2 separate regions of the Homo sapiens genome follow, and region 1 is linked to region 2. Evidence: chromatin loops called from intact Hi-C (ENCODE). Cell type or tissue: GM12878. All regions are shown on one strand. Each heading gives the region's core, and the rest is flanking DNA. Links, peaks and the distances in the headings are about the cores only. Region 1 overlaps GMDS (GDP-mannose 4,6-dehydratase). Region 2 overlaps GMDS (GDP-mannose 4,6-dehydratase).

Region 1 (9,396 bases), core at 1,974-5,973, 120 kb after region 2:
CCCATTCAGTATGATGTTAGCTGTGAGTTTGCCATATATGTCCTTTATGATTTTGAGGTATGTTTCTTCTATGCCATATTTGCTGAGAGTTTTTTATCATGAAGGGATGCTGAATTTTATCAAATGCTTTTTCTACAACTATTGAGATGATCGTATGTTTTTTATCATTCATTCTGCTTACGTGATGTATCACATTTGTTAATTTGCATATGTTGAACCATCCTTGTAGCCCTGGTATAAAGCCCACTTGATTGTGGTGTATTATCTTTTCAATGTGCAGTAGGAATCAGTTTGCCAGTATTCTGTCGAGGATTTTTGAATCCATATTCATCAAGAATAATGACCTGTACTTTTCTTTTTTTGTGTGTCCTTGTCTGGTTTTGGTATAAGGGTGATGCTGCCCTCATAGAATGAGTTAGGGAGAATTCCTTTCTCTTCAATTTTTTGGAATAGTTTCAAGAGGATTAGTATCAGTTCTTCTTTATACATATGGTAGAATTCGGCCAAGAATCAATCTGCTCCTAGCCCTTTCTTTGCTGAGAGACTTTTTATTACTGATATGACTTTGTTACTGGTTATTGGTTTGTTCAGGCTTTCTGTTTTTTCCAGATTCAAGCTTGGTAGATGGTAGGTGTCCAGGAAATTATCCATTTCCTCTAGATTTTCCAGTCTGTTAGTGTGTAGCTGTTCATGATAGTCTCTGATGAACCTTTGTATTTCTGTGGTATCAGATGTAATTTCTTTTTTATTTCTGATTTATGTGGGTCATCTCTCCTTTTCTTGGTTAGTCAAGCTAGTGATTTATCAATTTTGTGTCTTTTCAAAGAATCAACTTTTCGTTTAACTGATCCTTTGAACTGTTACTTTAGTCTCTATTTTGCTTATCTCTGCCCTGATCTACATTATTTCTTTCTTTCTCCTAATCTTGGATTTGTTTTGTTCTTGCTTTTCTAGTTTCTTGAGGTGCATCATTAGATTGTTTATTTAAACTCTACTGTTTTGATGTGGGCATTTATTGCTATAAACTTCATGTTAGTACTGCTTTTGCTGTATCCCACAGGTTTTGGTATGTTGTGTTTCCACTTTCATTCGTTTCAAGAAATTTTTTAACTTCCTTCTTAATTTCTTAATTGATCTAATCGTCATTCAGGAACATGTTGTTTAATTCCATACATCCGTATAGTTTCCAAAGATCCTCTTGATATTTCTAGTTTTATTCCATTGTGTTCTGAGGACATAGTTGATATGATCTTGCGTTTTAAAAAATTGTTGTTACCTATTTTGTGGCCTAACAGTCTATTCTGGAGAATATTCCATGTGCTGATGAGAAGACTTTATATTCTGTAGTTTTTGGATAAAATGTTCTGTAAATATCTGTTGAGTCCAGGTAGTCTAAAATCCAGTTTAAATAAAAGTTTATAAATGTTTGTTAACTTTCTGTCTAAATGATTTGTCTCATGCTGAGAATGGGGTTGGAGTTCCCCACTATTATTGTATTGTAGTCTCTCTCCTTAAATCTAGTAATATTTATCCTATGAATCTTGTTGCTCCAGTGTTGGACACATATATATTTAGAGCCATAATATTCTGTTGCTGAATTGATTCCTTTGTCATTGCATAATGACCTTGTCTTTTTTTTTTTTTTTTTTTTTTTTTTACTGTGTTTGACTTAAAGTCTGTTTTATCTGACATAAGTATAGCTACTCCTACTCACTTTTGGTTTCTGTTCGTGTGGAGTAATTTTTTCCATTCCTTTATTTTTAGTCTACATGTGCCATTATAGGTAAAGTGTGTTTCTTGCAGGTAATATATAGCTGGATCTTAATTTTTAATCCATTCTGCCAGGCTGTAGCTTCTAAGTGGAAAATTCAATCCTTCCACATTCAAGATTATTATTAACATGTGAGGTTTTGTTCCTATTATATTGTTATTGTTTTCTGGTTTTATATACTCTTCATTCCTTTCTTTTTCACTTATTTTTTCTAATTTTGGTTTGGTGGTTTTCCGTACAGGTACCATTTAATTACTTTCCCTTATTCCTTTGTGTGATTGCTTTATTAGCAGGTTTTACACATTCATAAGTTTTCATGATGGTAAATGTAGTCATTTTGCTCCCAGGATTAGGACTCCCTTAAGCAATTTCTGGGGAAGACTTTATTTCTCCTTCAGTTACAAAGAATATTTTTGCTAGATATAGTATCCCTTGGATAGCATTTTTTTCATTCAGTACTTTGAATGTATCATTCTTTCCTGGCTTGTAAGGTTTCTGCTGAGAAATTCACTATTAGCCTGATAAGGTTTTCTTTACAACTGACTAGGCACTTTTCTCTTGCCTTTTTCAGAATTCTGTCTTTGACTTTAGATAGTTTGACTATAATGTGCCAAGGAGAAGACTTTCTTGCATTGTATATGTTTGCGGATCTTGGAGCCTCCTGTTTCTGGATATCTAAATCATTTGATAGATTTGGGAAGTTTTCATCTATTATTTAATAACAAAAAAATAGATGAGTTTTCCAATCCTTTTGTTCTCTGTCTTCTGGGACCCAAATGATTCAAATATGTGGTGGCTTTATAGTATCCCATATGTCTCGAAGGCTTCAATTATTCTTTTTTATTCTTTTAACATTATTTCTGTCTGATTAGGTTATTTTGAAAGACCTGTCTTCTGTCTTTGAGTTGTCAGATTCCTTCTTCTGCTTAATCTAGACTATTGTTGAATCTAACATTTTTTATTTCATTCAATGAATTCTTCAGTTTCAGGATTTCTGTATGGTTCTTTTTTATGATAACTATCTCTTTGGCAAATTTTTCATTCATATCCTGCACTGTTTTTCTGATTTCTATGTATTATTTTTCATAATTCCCTGGTATCTCACTGAGCTTCTTCACAATCAAGAATGTGAATTATTTGTTCAGGATTTCGTGAATTTCTTTTTGATCGGAATCATTGCTGAAGAATTATTGTGTTCCCCTGGAGATGTCATATTTCCTTGCTTTTTGATGTTTCCTGCATCCTTATGTTGCTACTTGGGCATCTGGTGTCAGTCACTGCCTTCAATTTTTTGAATTTACTTTAACAGGGGAGGGCATTGTTTTGAACATGTATCTATGGTGTTGGTTGGGTAGGGCACTTTAGCTATGATTCTAGATGTATGCAGTAGTGTAGTCTCTGTAAGATTTCTTCAGCTGTACACAGCACCAGTTATCTGTGATTTCCTCAGTAGCTTATGGTGCAGTTATTAGTGGAGGCTGTGGTAACGTTTTGCTAGGGCCTGGGGTGGCAGGTAAGTCAGTCTTCAGGCCCCATGATAGCAGCAGTGGGTTGAGCATGCATTTCCTTGGGCCCCAAGGCAGTGTACACTGGCACTGGTGTTACAGGTCCAAGCAGGCCAATTCTTGGAAAGTATAAAAATGCGAAGATTAATTCTGGTGTCATCAGAGCTGAATTACAATACCATTCCTGTCACTTCCTGGGTATTTCATCTCAGGTAAGTTATTAGGTTGAACAACCTAATACTGCTGATATTCAACTACTGTATTTGGGTGCTACAAGATCGCAATTTCATATGGCCCAACTGAATAATTATAGTAGCCTCAATTTTCTGTAAAACTGAGAAAATATCCCCCAACTTAACAAGGCCATTGTATGGGCTCATACAATAGTCTCACAAAAACTCTTTAAATATTTTTATCAAAGGTTTGTTTTAAAATGTGTTAGTAAACGTAAAATGTCAGATTCTTAGTGAGAAACCCATGTTCTATATTTTAAACTTTTGAAAGATGAAAAAGATATGGTAAAATCAGCACTTCTGTGGTGGAAAAAAAAACAAAACAAAACAATCAGGACAGAAAAATATGCCCTAGGAACTCCGGATGGTTTTCTCTGGCTACACACAAAGAGTCTGCACACTGCTAATGGCTCAGTCCCAGAGGGCTGCTCTATGCCCTCTCTGTGCAGCTCAGTAGGATGGCTCGGCCTTCTTTCCCTGAACACCCAACAGCCTTATGAAGGACCACACAAAGTCTTTCATCAGGACTTCCCCTCCGGATTCCTCCAGACAACCTTCTGCTTGTCTGTCCACATCCCTCTGCTCTGGAATGTCCTTGTCCTAGAGCCCTTCCATCACCTCATCATTTGAACTTACATTACCCAGTTCTGCAGCTTGCTCCCCTGACCTAGGCTGACTTTGAGGGGGAAAAAAAAAGCCAATGTTTGCATTTTAGCAATAAGATTAACCACAACCCTGAAAGTCACAGGCCACAAGCCACACTCTATGCTACCACAGTGTACCGATTTGCTTTTGTAGGCCTCCTTACAGTATGGGTTTGATCTGGAGCCCTTCTCTCTGTTTTAGAGAATATTCACAATGAAAAATTCAGCGTAGGTGAATGACCCATCATTTCTGTTCTAATGAGGTCTTTGGAATTCCAGAATAGATATGTTTATTGCTGAGATCTCCCCTCTCCCTCTCTCAAGCAAAAAGATATCAACGAAGGTGGCCTCTCAATTACCACCCACTTCAAAACTGTCTGACTTCCAGGAGCGTGTAAGCAAGCAGAATGTGGTGTAACAAACCCAATGCCCAGCTCAATCTCACCACTGCCAAAAAGTTCAGGCGATTTAGCCACAATAGGAAATACCCTCATTGTTCTTACATGATGGAACACTATTTCTACGTTCATCCCAGCTATACAAACAATTATATGCATAGTAATAACATTCAAGATGAAGAAAGTAATGAGATAAAAGACACATGATACGTGTTCCCTACTTTACACACACGTGTGCGCACACACACACAAACACACACTCAAACAAAATCCATGGACTTTTCAAGAACCCATCAGCTGATGACATTTACCACAGGGCTCACTGGTCATTCCCTCGATGCACTTCAAGTATTTTCTTTTAGTAATCAGGAAAGTAAGGCAGCACAAAGAATGAGGTACTGCGACAGGGAGACAGTCAACAGAAGGAGACAAAAAGAGAAGAGTGTCACTGCTGCTGGCCAGGCCAGCGGCCCAGGGCCCCACATATCCCACAGCAGTCTATCTGGCAGGTCCCCTCATAAAATTGCAGGCATGGGCTCCTATCATGTCCCCTCCATGTTACAATGAGGATTACAGCTCAACATTGCTAAAAACTCAAAGTGCATTTCTTTGATCAAAAATAACAAAATTAAATCCTAAATCTCACTTATAAATCCTAACACTGAAAGAGCTGTCTGAGAGCATCTAAAACAGTGTTTTTCAAACTGAAAGTAATGGTTATGGGTCACAAAATCAATTTAGTTAATGACACTTTTAAAAAATAAAGAAATATTGCACACTGTAAGAACATATACTGGTTTGTAAAATTTCTGTTTTCAACATGTGTCTGTGCTATAATGTTTTATAAAACATATTTCTTACTGTGGGTTGCACTCATTTAAACAAAAGCCTTCAAAATATTTATCTAATTCAATATCCTCACTGGATGACAAAACCGAACCCCAAAGTGGGTAAAGGTGGTTAAAGTAAGTTACACACCTTGGTACTGACAAGGATTCAAACCTATTCATTCTTCATCACAAGATGTCTTTTTAAGAAAAACCACAATCCCATTTCTACAATTCTTAAAAGTCCCACTAAACATCATCATTTATAAAACACAGAAGCAGGTATCTGCAAATTTTTCAGAGAATTGAGTATAAACAACTTAAACAATTTCTCCAAGTCACTTGGCAAATGTAGGTTCTCAGGGTAAAATCAGACAGTGGGATTAGAAACACGGCACTGTGGCTTTTAATCAATACAAGATTAGATACCTTTAACACTTTAGCACGATGTCGAGCACTTAGTAAACGCTAGTATCTTCCTTAATCATACTTCCTGCACTTTCACATCCATACAGCTTGAGCCTGGATGGAGCCCAGACCATCCAACAACAGCAAATCTTCCATCTAATCCAGCTACCCAACCATAGTATTACCATTATTAAGTAATCTGCAACTCGTCAAGTATCTAAGGCAGCCCCAAGAAAACACAAAAACCATAAATACATCCTGACTTACTCTAATGGGTTGTAAAATTAAATGAAGTGGACAGAAAAACAAGATTCAAAACAACCACTTAAGAAGGAAAAATCAAATCATTCAAATGAAAATGCCACACTGAATACAGAATACAGACACCTCTTCTGATATTTTGGTTAATTCTAACTACTTTGAAAGATTGACCCAAACATCTTCTAGATAATCAAGAGTTGAAGGTTATGCCTATACCCTCAGAAAGCTAATTTTGCCTTCATTTTACAATCAAGTCTCTGATTTCTCACAAACCTTCATGCAATTTGAGTCTTAATATAACTACAGCTTATTGGGTAAGTCCATCATCAACTAATCTGCAAATTATGGTATATTTATCATTTGCTATTGATATCCTATATCCTGACAGATATACTCAAGTGGAGGTTTATTTCTAACAAAATATTCCAGTTAATTGGGGGGTATTACAATGGCCCACATTAACAGAAATTATTCAACTTGAATAAGAAGAAACAGCTAAAGCTAAAATATATAATATTTAAGTTATAATAAATCATAAATCAGTCAAATTATATGTCTCAAGGACAGTTCTGGGCAGAGAAAACCAAATTAACAAATACTTAATCAAATGCCCTCTATATGCAAAATACCGTGCTACACTTTATATTTTAGGTAAATGCAAGTAACTTACTTTCCTGGCTAAAGTCTTGGGTCAGATTATAAAAATTACAATTGATTACATAAAACTTAATTAACCTTTTCCTTCCTCCTCATAGATACTCTTCATATCAATTTATGTATTTCCAAGTACTATACCTATAATGTAGAGGCATCTGCGTTTGAGAGGTTTGAGGGAGAAAAGAGATTTTAAAAATCATATAAACTTTAAAAACAAATGAACAAGTGGCCACCCCATAAACATACCCTTTTTCATCAAGTGGTTGGACTCACATTTGACAAGCTGCTTATTTGTTCAAGTAGCAGATGATGATCAAACTTTCCAATCTCTAAAATAGCTCCCAGATTCTAGATTACTCAATTACCCTTCATTTCACAGCAAGCAGCTCTAATAAAATAATCTAAATAAAACTCTTTTTTTTTCTTTTTTTTGAGACGGAGTCTTGCTCTGTCACCCAGGCTGGAGTGCAGTGGCGCGATCTTGACTCACTGCAAGCTCCGCCTCCCGGGTTCACACCATTCTCCTGCCTCAGCCTCCCGTGTAGCTGGGACTACAGGCGCCCGCCACCACGCCCGGCTAATTTTTTGTATTTTTAAATAGAGATGGGGTTTCACCGTGTTAGCCAGGATGGTCTCGATCTCCTGACCTTGTGATCCGCCCGCCTCAGCTTCCCAAAGTGCTGGGATTACAGGTGTGAGCCACCATGCCCGGCCTAAATAAAACTCTTTAATTCAACTTCTCAAAAGTAAAAGAGTGGGTTTACATATAATTTGAGCAAACCAGAGAGGACTATCCCCTTCATCAGAAACTTTCTGACACTATTAAAGTGAAAGAACCAGTCTTGCAATTAGTTACATAAAACCACAACCAAATTCAGAAGTCAGTACCAAATTTAGCAACCCTATCATTTTTCAAGGTTGTACCAGTTTTTACTAGACAAAGCAAATGAAGCCTAGGAAAATACCTGAACATGTTCACATTTAGAAAAGTCTACTCTTCTACAGTCCTATTTAACCAATGTCATGAGATCCTTAAGTTTATGAAAGTATTTTCTCTTCCATGAAAGAAGCAAAAAAAAAAATTATTTTTCTTAGCTTAGAAATCTTTAAGGCAAACCCAGGTCCACTCTCGTGACCTTATCTTTTTTATTCCTTTCTTTCTCCCTAGGTATCTGTAACATGGTTATTTTCATTATTTTCTCACTTATTTTTTTCTTGTGAATCACCTGTGGCTTTTTAGTATAGCAAATATGTTAGGCTAAATAAAAAAATCGGGTTTCTTTTCTCACTAAGTAAATAACTCTGATTATAATATTTCATCTTGAATTAACATTATTCTTAATTGTCTGTGCACCTTACCTTACACATTTAGCAGTCATATGCACTTCCTTCCAGTTTCTCTGACTTTTTTGCACATCAGTCTCCTCGGAAGAGAAAAATCTAACTATTTTTTTTTAAACAGGGTCTCACTCTGTCATCCAGGCTGGAGTGCAGTGTCACTATCTCAGCTCACTGTAGCCTCAACATTTTGGGCTCAAGTGATCCTCTCACTTCAGCCTCCAAGTAACTGGGACTACAGGCGCTCACCACCACACCGGCTAATTTTTGTATTTTTTGTAGAAACAGGGTCTCACTATGTTTCCCAGGCTGGTCTCAAACTCCTGAGCTTAAGCAATCCACCTGCCTCGGCTTCCCAAAGTGCTGGATTACAGGCGTGAGTCACCACACCTGGCCAACCATGAAATGTAGACATTACTAAAGTCAGGCATACCTGAACTCTCTAGTCATTCATTAATCCAGGCTCTCCTGTCATTCATTAATTCTGTGGCCTTAAGATATAAAAATTCTCTGAGCTTATTTTCTGAATAAAATGAGGGATACAATACAGATTACATCAAATTATTAAATAAACTAAAGTGTGGACACAACTCTTCACAGAGAGTGTGGCACAGGTGAGGAAACAATGGTCATGCTGGGGTTGCTCTCACTCACTGGTTTTGATTGTTTGCTCCACATGAAAACACACTGTCTCAAAAACACACCTGATTTTCTTCCAGACATGACATGTAGAACACCCCCACTAGCCATGACTCTAAATCAATCTCTGTGGTACCATTCACCCAGCAATTGTGCCTCCTGAGGCAGTAACTATCTATGTGCACTGACCTAGAGGCTGGCAGTTTCAATGAAACCCTGCCTCCCCTTTCTTCTTTTCATCCCTCTACTAGAAGCAACACTTTTGTGCTAACACACAAGTCAAAGACATTGATCTTACACAATAGAAAATTGTGGCTCACACACCTAGAATTCCCATCATTCTAATACGATACAGAGAGCTACTCTGTTAAAATCCAGACCTTTCAAGGCACACTGGCCAGGCAGCATCTCCACTTAAATCAGAAGGGAACAGCCAACCATGAGTAACCAGCATGCTGCTGCTCCTCCCCAAAGCTGCCGTTCTGCAGCTGACTCGGGGACTTCGAAACAACTTCAGTAGTGACAAAGGCTGCTCCCAGCTTTTACATACTTTTCAATTCATATAATAGACATTTCACAGAAAGTTGCTGATAGATTTTCTTCTGCCTGTGCACATCAGTTAAATGTGTTTTATTTCCCTTCTGGGCTACGTGCTGGCAGAGAATAACACAATGAAGAGGTGATAGTATGCCTTTCCAGGCCCTTTATGGCCAAG
Region 2 (9,396 bases), core at 3,227-7,226:
ATGTCTCTGAAAGTACCTGTGGAGTATTAAATCACTATGTCAAACGCAACACGAAGAGCTAATGAGCGTGCATTTTTCACAGTAAGGATGATGATGATGATGATAGCCAAACCCCTCTGATTCCTCAGCTGGGAGATGATTAAAAAAAGTTCTTCGTGACTCAGAATGAAATACAAAATAAACCAGCTTTCTGGAAGTATTTACTAGGATCTCATGAAATTCTGAACAGACAGTTTAGCAACGGAAGCGCTCCTGGGGGAAGAAGGTAGTGATGGATCTGTTGCAAGGCCCCATGGTCAGAGACAGAGGAGCAAAGTTACATATGGCAAGTAGAAGAGAGGCTCAGTTAGGCGTTAGGCAAATATGGAAAGGAAGAGAAAAGAAGATCCACAGGGAGAGAGAATGCTTTACCCAGACTGAGTAAATGTCCCATTCTTAAACACTGAGAGAAGAAAGAGTGGGAGGAGAATGGAAGAAATACGCTGTCAACAGGGAACGTGATTTCTTACTCAGGCTAAAGGTATCCAGGGATGAAGCCAATCCCTATGAGTGACTCACGGCTGGTAACCAACGGCCCACGAGGTAGGCTCATGTAACCAAACATCACCTCCTCAGTCAGTCCTGGAAGTAGAGGTTACTACATTGCCCAAACTTTCCTAATGATCGAAAGACTAAAATGAGTCAACATAAGAAAAATATCCTCATCGAAAGACGGAAATCTTCAACTGATCTCCTGCGGAAAGCAAAGGGCTGCTGGGTATGAGAGGCAGGCCTGCCAACAGCCGGCAGCACAGAACAACTTTCTCCGTCACACCCCTGGGTCAGGGCTTTCTCCTCCAGGACGTGGACCCTAGGAAGTCTCACAGAAACCGAGGCTGCTGTTCTTAGTGTAGGAAATCAAAGCGGCTAATTCTACACTCATACTGAAAACTGAAAAATCACATTTAAAAAAAAAGAATGCTGAATATTATGTGTGTTTCACCCTTTATTCACAATAGCTACTGTCATCAAAATTAGGAAATCAGGGATAATCTAATCATTAAATTTTTTAACCTTCCAAAAGTAGAAGGTAGAATGTATTTTTTGTTCCCTCTTAATTATCATGCAAAATGTTTTTTCTTAATTTAGAATACACTCATATTAGTGTTATTTATAGTTTTGTAAAGGTCACCATATTTGTATTTATGGCATGCCAAAGTACTCTGCCAATGTTAAGAATTAAGACATAATTAGCCCCAACTGGTTACATTACATATGTGATGAACAGTAGTTATTCTTCTTATTTACCTCCTAATGTAATAAACAGTCAAAACTAGAAATATTGTTAGCTTTACTAAATAGGCTTGCTTCCCATGTTCCAATTTATAGCATAATCTTTAAGAGTAGATTTTATTACTGGTAAATAACATATTTGAAAAGAAACTAATATACTTATTTATGAACTATTTTTAAATAATTAAAAAAACCTCTCAATATTTTCCCCATAGTTCACAACTTATATAATAATTAATATCTTTATGACAAGTCTGATTGTTTAGTTTTTCAAAGAAATGTAATAAGGCAAGAAAATTTTTGTACATGTCTATTTCCTCATAGATATTAAACAGTTTGAGATAATAAACAAAACCTTTTTCCCTAGAGAGTCTATTCTCTATTACAGATAATGTGAAGCTGTATTTCCAGTAGAAAGCTATCATTATATCCACATTTGTGGCAAAAAGAATACTGTATGTATGTAAATATAAAAATAAAGATATGTAATGGAACAGCCAGGGAGATACACAATTTCAGGTTTGAAGAAACAATACAAAAGGAAAAAGCAGTTTATTAAGTGTGTAATAATAGTATGTTTTTAAAAGCCCTGTACAACCTTAACTAAAAATTACTTTATCACTGAAAACCGTTAATGACCATCTGTGCCTTTTGCTGGTAGAGGGCTTGCCTCAGTGTCGATGGCTGCTAACTGATCAGGATGGTGGTTGCTAAAGGCTGGAGCGGCTGTGGCCATTTCTTACAATAAGACAACAATGAAGTCTGCTGCAATCACTGACTCTTCCTTTCAGGAAAGATTTCTCTGTAGCATCCAGTGCTGTGTAACAGCATTTACCCGCAGTAGAATTTGTTTCAGAATTGGAGTCAATCTCTCAAACCCTGCTGCTGCTTTAACAACTAAACCTATGTAGTATTATAAACCCTTCTTTTGTTATTTTGACAACATTCACAGCATCTTCACCAGGAATAGATTCCATCTTAAGAAAATACATTCTTTGTTGATCCATAAGAAGCAGCTCCTCATCAGTGAAAACTTTATTATGAGATTGCACACGATAAAAGCAGTCACATCTTCAGATTCTACTTTTAATTCTAGCTCTCTTGCTATTTCCCCCACATCTGCAACTACTTCCTCCACTTGGAGGCCAATGGAGGGCTATTAAGTGGCCTAATTTCAATATTGTTGTGTCTCAGGGAACGGGGCGGCGGTGGCAGGGGGTGGTAATGGCCAGTTGGTGGAGCAGCCAGAACACACACAATATTTACGGATTAAATTCACTGTCTTTTATGGGTGCAGTTCATGGTGCCTGAAAACAATCACAACAGCAAAACCAAAGATCACTGATCACAGATCACCGTAACAGATATAATAATAATCAGAAGTTTGAAATATTAGGAGAATTCTCAAAATGCGACACAGAGACAGGAGGTGAACACCTGAAAAAATAGTACCTACAGATTTGCTTAATGCAGGGTTGCCACACACCTTCAGTATGAAAAGAAGAAAAAAGCAATATCTACGAAGCAATAAAATAACATATGCCTAAACTCGTGTATTTAAGTGTACCCAAACAGAAAAAGTACAGTAAAAATGTGACTTTTTAATTATAATACAGTATGATAATCTTATGGGACCACTGCAGTCCATCATTTACCAAAATTTGTTATGCAGGTTATGATTGCCTACTTTTTTATTTTAAAAAACTGAGTACATATGAAAGAAAGCACCTGGTTAATGTCTGTGAATATCAGTATATAATACATAGTAATAGTTATTCATAAAACATATACTACTATATACATTTTCATGACTTATAGACATTTAATTCTAAAATTCTGTTATTCTTATTAATTTGTAGTAAATATTACTAAAGTGCTCCCATTTCATAAGAAGCAAGTCTATAGCACAAGTGCCATCCACCCTCTTGCTTTCACCAACGGAGTGACTGGAAGGCTGACTGAGGGATGCAAAGTCGCAGATTATTGGCTCTATTCCCTAAATCAGTGATTTCCAACTGTTGATCTGATGCTAGCATAGGTGATTCTTACATCTCTAGATGTATTACACGGTTCTCAAAACAAATATATTTAGAAAGAAAACCTAAATAAATAAATGAAGTCTTCAAAAAAAAAAAAGAAAAAGAAAGAAAACCAAAAATGGTTGGGATGGAGAAAAGACACAGAAGGCAGTCAAAACCGTAATGAGCACGTGTCCAAGCTCAGGAGTTGTGGTTGTTGGACAAACTATGCTACATGTATATCATCAGTTACTAGCTTATTTGGTTTCATACATCACTGACAACTAGCTTTCCTTTAGAGCACTTGGTCATAGTGCTTGATCCTTTGGAGCACTTGGTTACCTGCATACAGCAGTGAAGTACAACAGAACCCCAACCTGCCAAAGCACTTCAGAATTCTGCTTAAGGACTGGCTCACTATGCTCTTTAACATTTATAGGAAATCTTTCTAAAAGACTACCTTGCTACCATAGGAGAAACCCACAATCAACCCAAGTGAAAGTTTTCTCGAATGTTGAGGATCTGTCTACAGCTGGGGCCAGCAAATGTTTTCTTAGAGGCCCAGACAACAAATATTTTAGGCTCTGCACACTACAAGACTCCATAGATGAAAGCAGCCATAGATGATATATAAACAAGTGCATCTGCCTGTGTTACAATAAAACTTTATTTTCAAAACTATGCTGGTAGGCCAGATTTGGCCCATGAGTCCTAGATTGTCAACTTCTGGTTTAGCCTATTGTTAGATTAAAAAATACTTTTCCCCACTTTTGAAAGTCAGAAATTCTCATGAAATGTTATTCATGCAGTGAGAGGGCACCTTTGACAATTACACTTTGTTAGAGAAAAAGTATATGGCCCCCAAAAACTGCATCAACTTGGGCTCTACAAATTCAGCATGGGTGACTGGATACCTAGGACTAGATTGAGGTTTACCAAGGTTTTTCTACACCATGTAGAAAAAAAAGGGTTTGTTCCCTGTAATAACAGGGAACAAGAAGACTGATGAGTAAATGTTCAACCAACTTAAGAAAATAAACTCACTTAAAGTACCACAGGAAATTCTAGGTTTACAAAGATTATTAACAAAAAACAAATTTTATCTGTTTATTAATGTATATCAGATTGAATCTTTACTTCAAAATCATTTATTAGCTTTTTTTTTTTTGAGATGGAGTCTCGCACTGTCGCCTGGGCTGGCACAATCTCGGCTCATTGCAACCTCTGCCTCCTGGGTTCACACCATTCTCCTGCCTCAGCCTCCCGAGTAGCTGGGATTACAGGCACCCACCACCACACTCAGCTAATTTTTTGTATTTTTAGTAGAGACGGGGTTTCACCATGTTGGCCAGGCTGGTCTCAAACTCCTGACCTTAAGTGATTCACCTGCCTCGGCCTCCCAAAGTGCTGGAATTACAGGCATGAGCCATCGCGCCCGGCCCATTTATTAGCTTTAATTACTATATGAGTAAAATCAACAATATGTATATATTTATAAATATCGATATAATTTCTACTTTTCTGTAATTCAGACCACCTAGCTTTCAAGTCAGTAAGCTGTTCCTGAAACATGAGATATTAACTTATTCATTCATTTAAAAATATTTACTGAATGCTTATTAGCAATTAGGCATTGCCTGGAAGCTGGAGATGTATGAATACAACACAGTCCTGCCATTATGGAATTTTCAGTCTGGGAAAGAAATCTCCTTGGAAAACAACATTACTGTCAGATTAATTTAATCTGAAAATTAATGATCAAGTTTTAAGAAATGCTGTAAATAGTAGGCATTACATATCAAAGTATTAATATCATTTTCACGTACATCTCTTTTTCTCATTATTTGATCATATAGTTAAAAATGTGGTACCACTGATTTCCAGGCATATAATAAAACAAAACAAAATGGTGTATGCTACAGTTGAGGTCAAGTTCCTAAAGAGATTTAATAGAAGCCTGACGCTGCAGAACAATATGTAGAGCAGAACCCTCTTTGTATGTTTAAAGAGAGAACTTTTCTGAAGGAATGTTAACAGTGGGTCTGAGGATAGGGCTGGCAGTTATCACGAGGGTGGGAACTTTTACTTTAAAATTTTATTTTAAATGAAGACGTGTTACTTTTAGAACATTTTTTATTACTTTAAAACAATTTTTTTAGAGACAGGGGTCTCACTATGTTGCCCAGGCTAGAGTGCAGTGGCACAATTATAACCCACTGCAGCCTCGAACTCCTGGGCTCAAAGAATCTTCCCAACTCAGCTTCCCGAGTAGCTAGGACTTCAGGCACCCATGACCACACCTGGCTGATTCGTTTTTTATTTTTTTGAGAGACAGGATCTTACTATGTTGCCCAGGCTGGTCCCAAACTCCTGGGCTCAAGTGATCCCCCGAACTTAGCTTCCCAGAGTTCTGGGATTACAGATGTGGGGCACTGTGCCTGGCCTTAAAATATGTTTTTTTTTTTTTTTTTTTAGTTAGTGGTTAACATCTACAAAGACAAAAAATAAGTTCTCATTAGGAGGTACACAAAGAGAGAATTAGGGGGAGTTATATTCAAATTTATCTTTTTTTACTTTGCAACCCAGGAATGTTTTTCCCTATCCTGACCTGATTCACAACAATTAACTTTTATTTTTTTTTTGCAGGTGGAAAAGTTGAGGGAGGAAGAACACAGAAACCCAAACAATGTGTATGAACATGTTTGTGAGAAAGAGGCAGGGATTACCACGACTGAGCAGACTCTGTGGGCGCCCTCATACCACATGCTGCAGGCAACCACAGCTAGGATCTTCCTTTTCCTTTCTCCCTTACCGCTGGCACCCAGGACCACAAAATTCATTAAAGAAATGTTTCTCACTGCTTGTGAATTTGTTTTCCTTTCAGGCAATGTGATGACAGGCTAGGTTCTTATGCTTTAACAGCCCATCATGGGAATTTTTAACTTAAGCAATTATAAAATAAAAATGTACTGACGCTAAAGATTCATTTATAAACCTGTCGCTTTAATCTTTCTTCATGACTTGTTGGTGTAATTAGGCAGCTATATAGTCACATAAAATTTCACGGAAAAATTATATGCTTACTAGTTGTTGGTCATGAAACAACTTATAACATTGGACTTCACGTTTATTCTCAGACTAAAAATCTAAATGATAGCGAAATTTAATAAAACTTCTTGGAAGGCTTACAGATAATTTTTACTTTGTAAAGCATGTGCATGCTTTGTAAAGCTTTCTCATGCTTCAGTAAATCAGAAGTAATGATGGGGGTACACATTTTCTTACTTAAAACTTAATACTGGGAACAAGAGAACTAGCACGTTGCTACAGTCTCATCAACAACTCTGAAAAGGCAACAAGCCAATACAAACAAATACAGTTTTCCAAAAATACCTGATAATACTTCTAAATTAAGAGCTGACTTCAAGGGAGTGGGGAATAAGGGGAGATTTCTTAAAGAATATAAAATTATAGCTAGACAGACACATTAAATTCTAGTGTTCTGTGGAGTGCTCTATAGTTTATCATATTAAGTATTTCTCAATTAGCTAGAAAAGAGGTTTTTAAATGTTCCTAACACAAACATACAATAAATGTCTGAGGTGACAGATATGCTAATTACTCTGATTTGATCACTACACATTGTTTCAAAACATTACTATGTACTCCATAAAAATGTGTCAATTTTTTAAAATCTTGTTAAAAAACTGATTTCAACTTTATTTTAAAATAATTTAGAAGCATAGTAATTTCTGGACGTCTATTTAATGAAATGTAAAGAAAGAATACCAAATATCTAACCATTCAAAGTCAAAAAATAACATAGATCCTACAGATTGAGTCTATTTGAATAGGAGTAATTTCTAAAAACAATCATTAGTTTACTACTTATTCCTTTGCATTCATATAGTAGCTTCCTAATACTCAGGTTGAAAACAAGCTTGATAAGATCTACTAATTAAAATGGTAAAACTGGAACACTGTCCAGTTTTTAATGTTAAAATTTAAAATCCCACAAACTCAAAATAAAATTACAAAAAACTAAGGCTGGGTATACATTTCTTCATTTGCTGCTCTGACATTCATCATAATTAGATACAGATAGGAAATTTTTCAGTCTCTGTAGTACATACACCAAATAGACATGCAACTTGTTGTTGTTGTTCAAGTCTGAAATTCTCTTTTCAGTTAATATATTTACTGACCTCTTCTGGGACTCTCATGATTGAAGAGAATGCCGTTCACTGCAAAGAGATTATACGCCTCACGGAAGTTCACCACAATCCAATAGGCATAGAGTTTTGCTGCCCCTGTTGGAATAATTTTTTTTAAGCAATGAAGTTTGTTGTAAAAGACAGTGATTCTCACCATCTTCAACAGTAACATCTTGGCCGAAATAATAACTTGTAATGCATCCAAATACAAAAAAGTATCAAAACCCAAAGACGAAATAAAGGTTATTACACCTGTCAATCATGTTCACCAGGAAATATTTTAAGAATTTCTTACTTTTGTAATGCCAACAGTGCATTATTTGACAATCGAATTGATTGAATCTTTCTTAGATCTTTTTCTCTCTCATTCTCTCTCTCTAACTTTTGAGGAATTAGAATGGAAAAAAATGAGGATCTTAACATTCCAACTGCTTTGAAATTTTATCACTGAAGTCTTTCATTAATATTCTCCTTACAAACATATTAGACACAATAGTCTTTTTTTTTGAAGGTTTTGAGCTCAAGGAAATTTCATGGAAAATAAAAAAAAACATGAAACCTTATCACTTCAGTATAATCTCATAACAGTTTAGAAAAAGAATCACATTGGGTCTGATTTTCCATTTCAAGTGATCTGTATGGAAGGGCTGAATGAACATGGGTTGGTGAAGTGAGGTGGTAATTTCACCCCGAAGGCAATGGCAGCAAATACTTGTAGTTAGCAACGTATAAAGGTATGCTTCTCAACAAGTTCAGTCACTTTAGTCTACCTTAATGTTAACCTCACACCCAAATGACTTCAGCTGTGAGACATGAACAGAATGAAAGGAAAAACACACACCCCCCACACCCACAGATAACGCCACACATGTGCTCCGGTGTGCACGCATGTTCTCACCATAGGGTGACCGGGGATAGAAAGGGGTGGTCTCCTTCTGGGGTATTTCCTGCACTTTCCCATAAAGTTCACTTGTTGAGGCTTGGTAGAACTTCACAGAGTTGATAAGGCCACAAGTCTTAACTGCATCTAGAAGTCGTAGAGTGCCAACTCCGTCAACGTCCGCAGTGTACTCAGCGAGGTCAAAGGAAATCTGGAAAAAGCAGGCGGAGACAGGGCTGCATTAATAGCTTCATAGCACAAAGGTGCTGTCAGCAGGAACAAAGACTACAATTTCACACACTGTGAAATGTTGGTGAGAAAATATTATTTTCTAACAGCACAATAAGAACGTGGATGTCATCTACATACAGTATCAAATTGCTAAAAATATCTTAATTCCTATTAATTACCTATGGTAATGTGAAGAACACTTTAACCGCCCTTCTACTACTCGTAATTCTAGGCTGGAGTTCCTAGGGCATGGGTTATTATAGGGCAAACCCTATTCCTCAGAATTATCTGGGATCTTCCTTAAAAATTCAGTCTGAACCAATCTCTTTGGGGGGTAGGGACCTAGGAAATTTACATTTTTAATGAGCCCCAGTTGATTTTTATGTACAGAGAAGTTTTGGAACATGTGCTTTAGAACACAGCTGAATTTAAAAAGGGTTGTTTTATTTTCTATTCTAAAGGTACAATAATAAATTTGTAATCTATTACACGAATGCATAATCTTTTTTTAATTTGAGACACAGAGCATACAGCAAGATGCTAATGTATATATGAACCAATTTCTAAGCGAATGCTGAGGAATAATTCGATATTTTGCAGTTCTTTAGAGCACTTTTTAAAAACAAGTGTGACTGATATGCTTTCTGAAATTATTCTATTTATGCATAATGAACAAAATAATCTAATATTAAGTCCCCTAAAATAATAAGGCTCAAAATCTTTGTCACTGGTTTATTCGTAGGCTAATATAGCTGGGCACAGTGCAAACAGGCTTCCCCTG

What was found. A loop is a pair of places that touch in the nucleus more often than their neighbours do. Peaks named below come from ENCODE experiments on the same cell type or tissue, not always from the same donor. Only the 100,000 strongest peaks of a DNase experiment are listed, where the experiment ranks them.
Region 1: it touches region 2 in a loop (2.5-fold over the local background); 2 of 110 quality-filtered maps call a loop at or near these places.

What each region holds. Positions count from the first base shown.
Region 1 is chr6:2,077,389-2,086,784 of GRCh38, forward strand. The region is part of intron 4 of GMDS (GDP-mannose 4,6-dehydratase); the gene reads right to left. Among named protein-coding and RNA genes, the nearest start is that of GMDS, 160 kb to the right of the region's middle. In GM12878, for the core only: no CTCF peak of the experiment used is centred there; DNase peaks (open chromatin) are centred at 4,223 and 4,563; H3K4me3 peaks cover 613 bases.
Region 2 is chr6:1,952,372-1,961,767 of GRCh38, forward strand. GMDS (GDP-mannose 4,6-dehydratase) reads right to left here. Exons shown (of 11, transcript NM_001500.4): 5 at 8,403-8,595; 6 at 7,496-7,600. Among named protein-coding and RNA genes, the nearest start is that of GMDS, 290 kb to the right of the region's middle. RefSeq lists an enhancer at 44-1,243. In GM12878, for the core only: no CTCF peak of the experiment used is centred there; no DNase peak of the experiment used is centred there.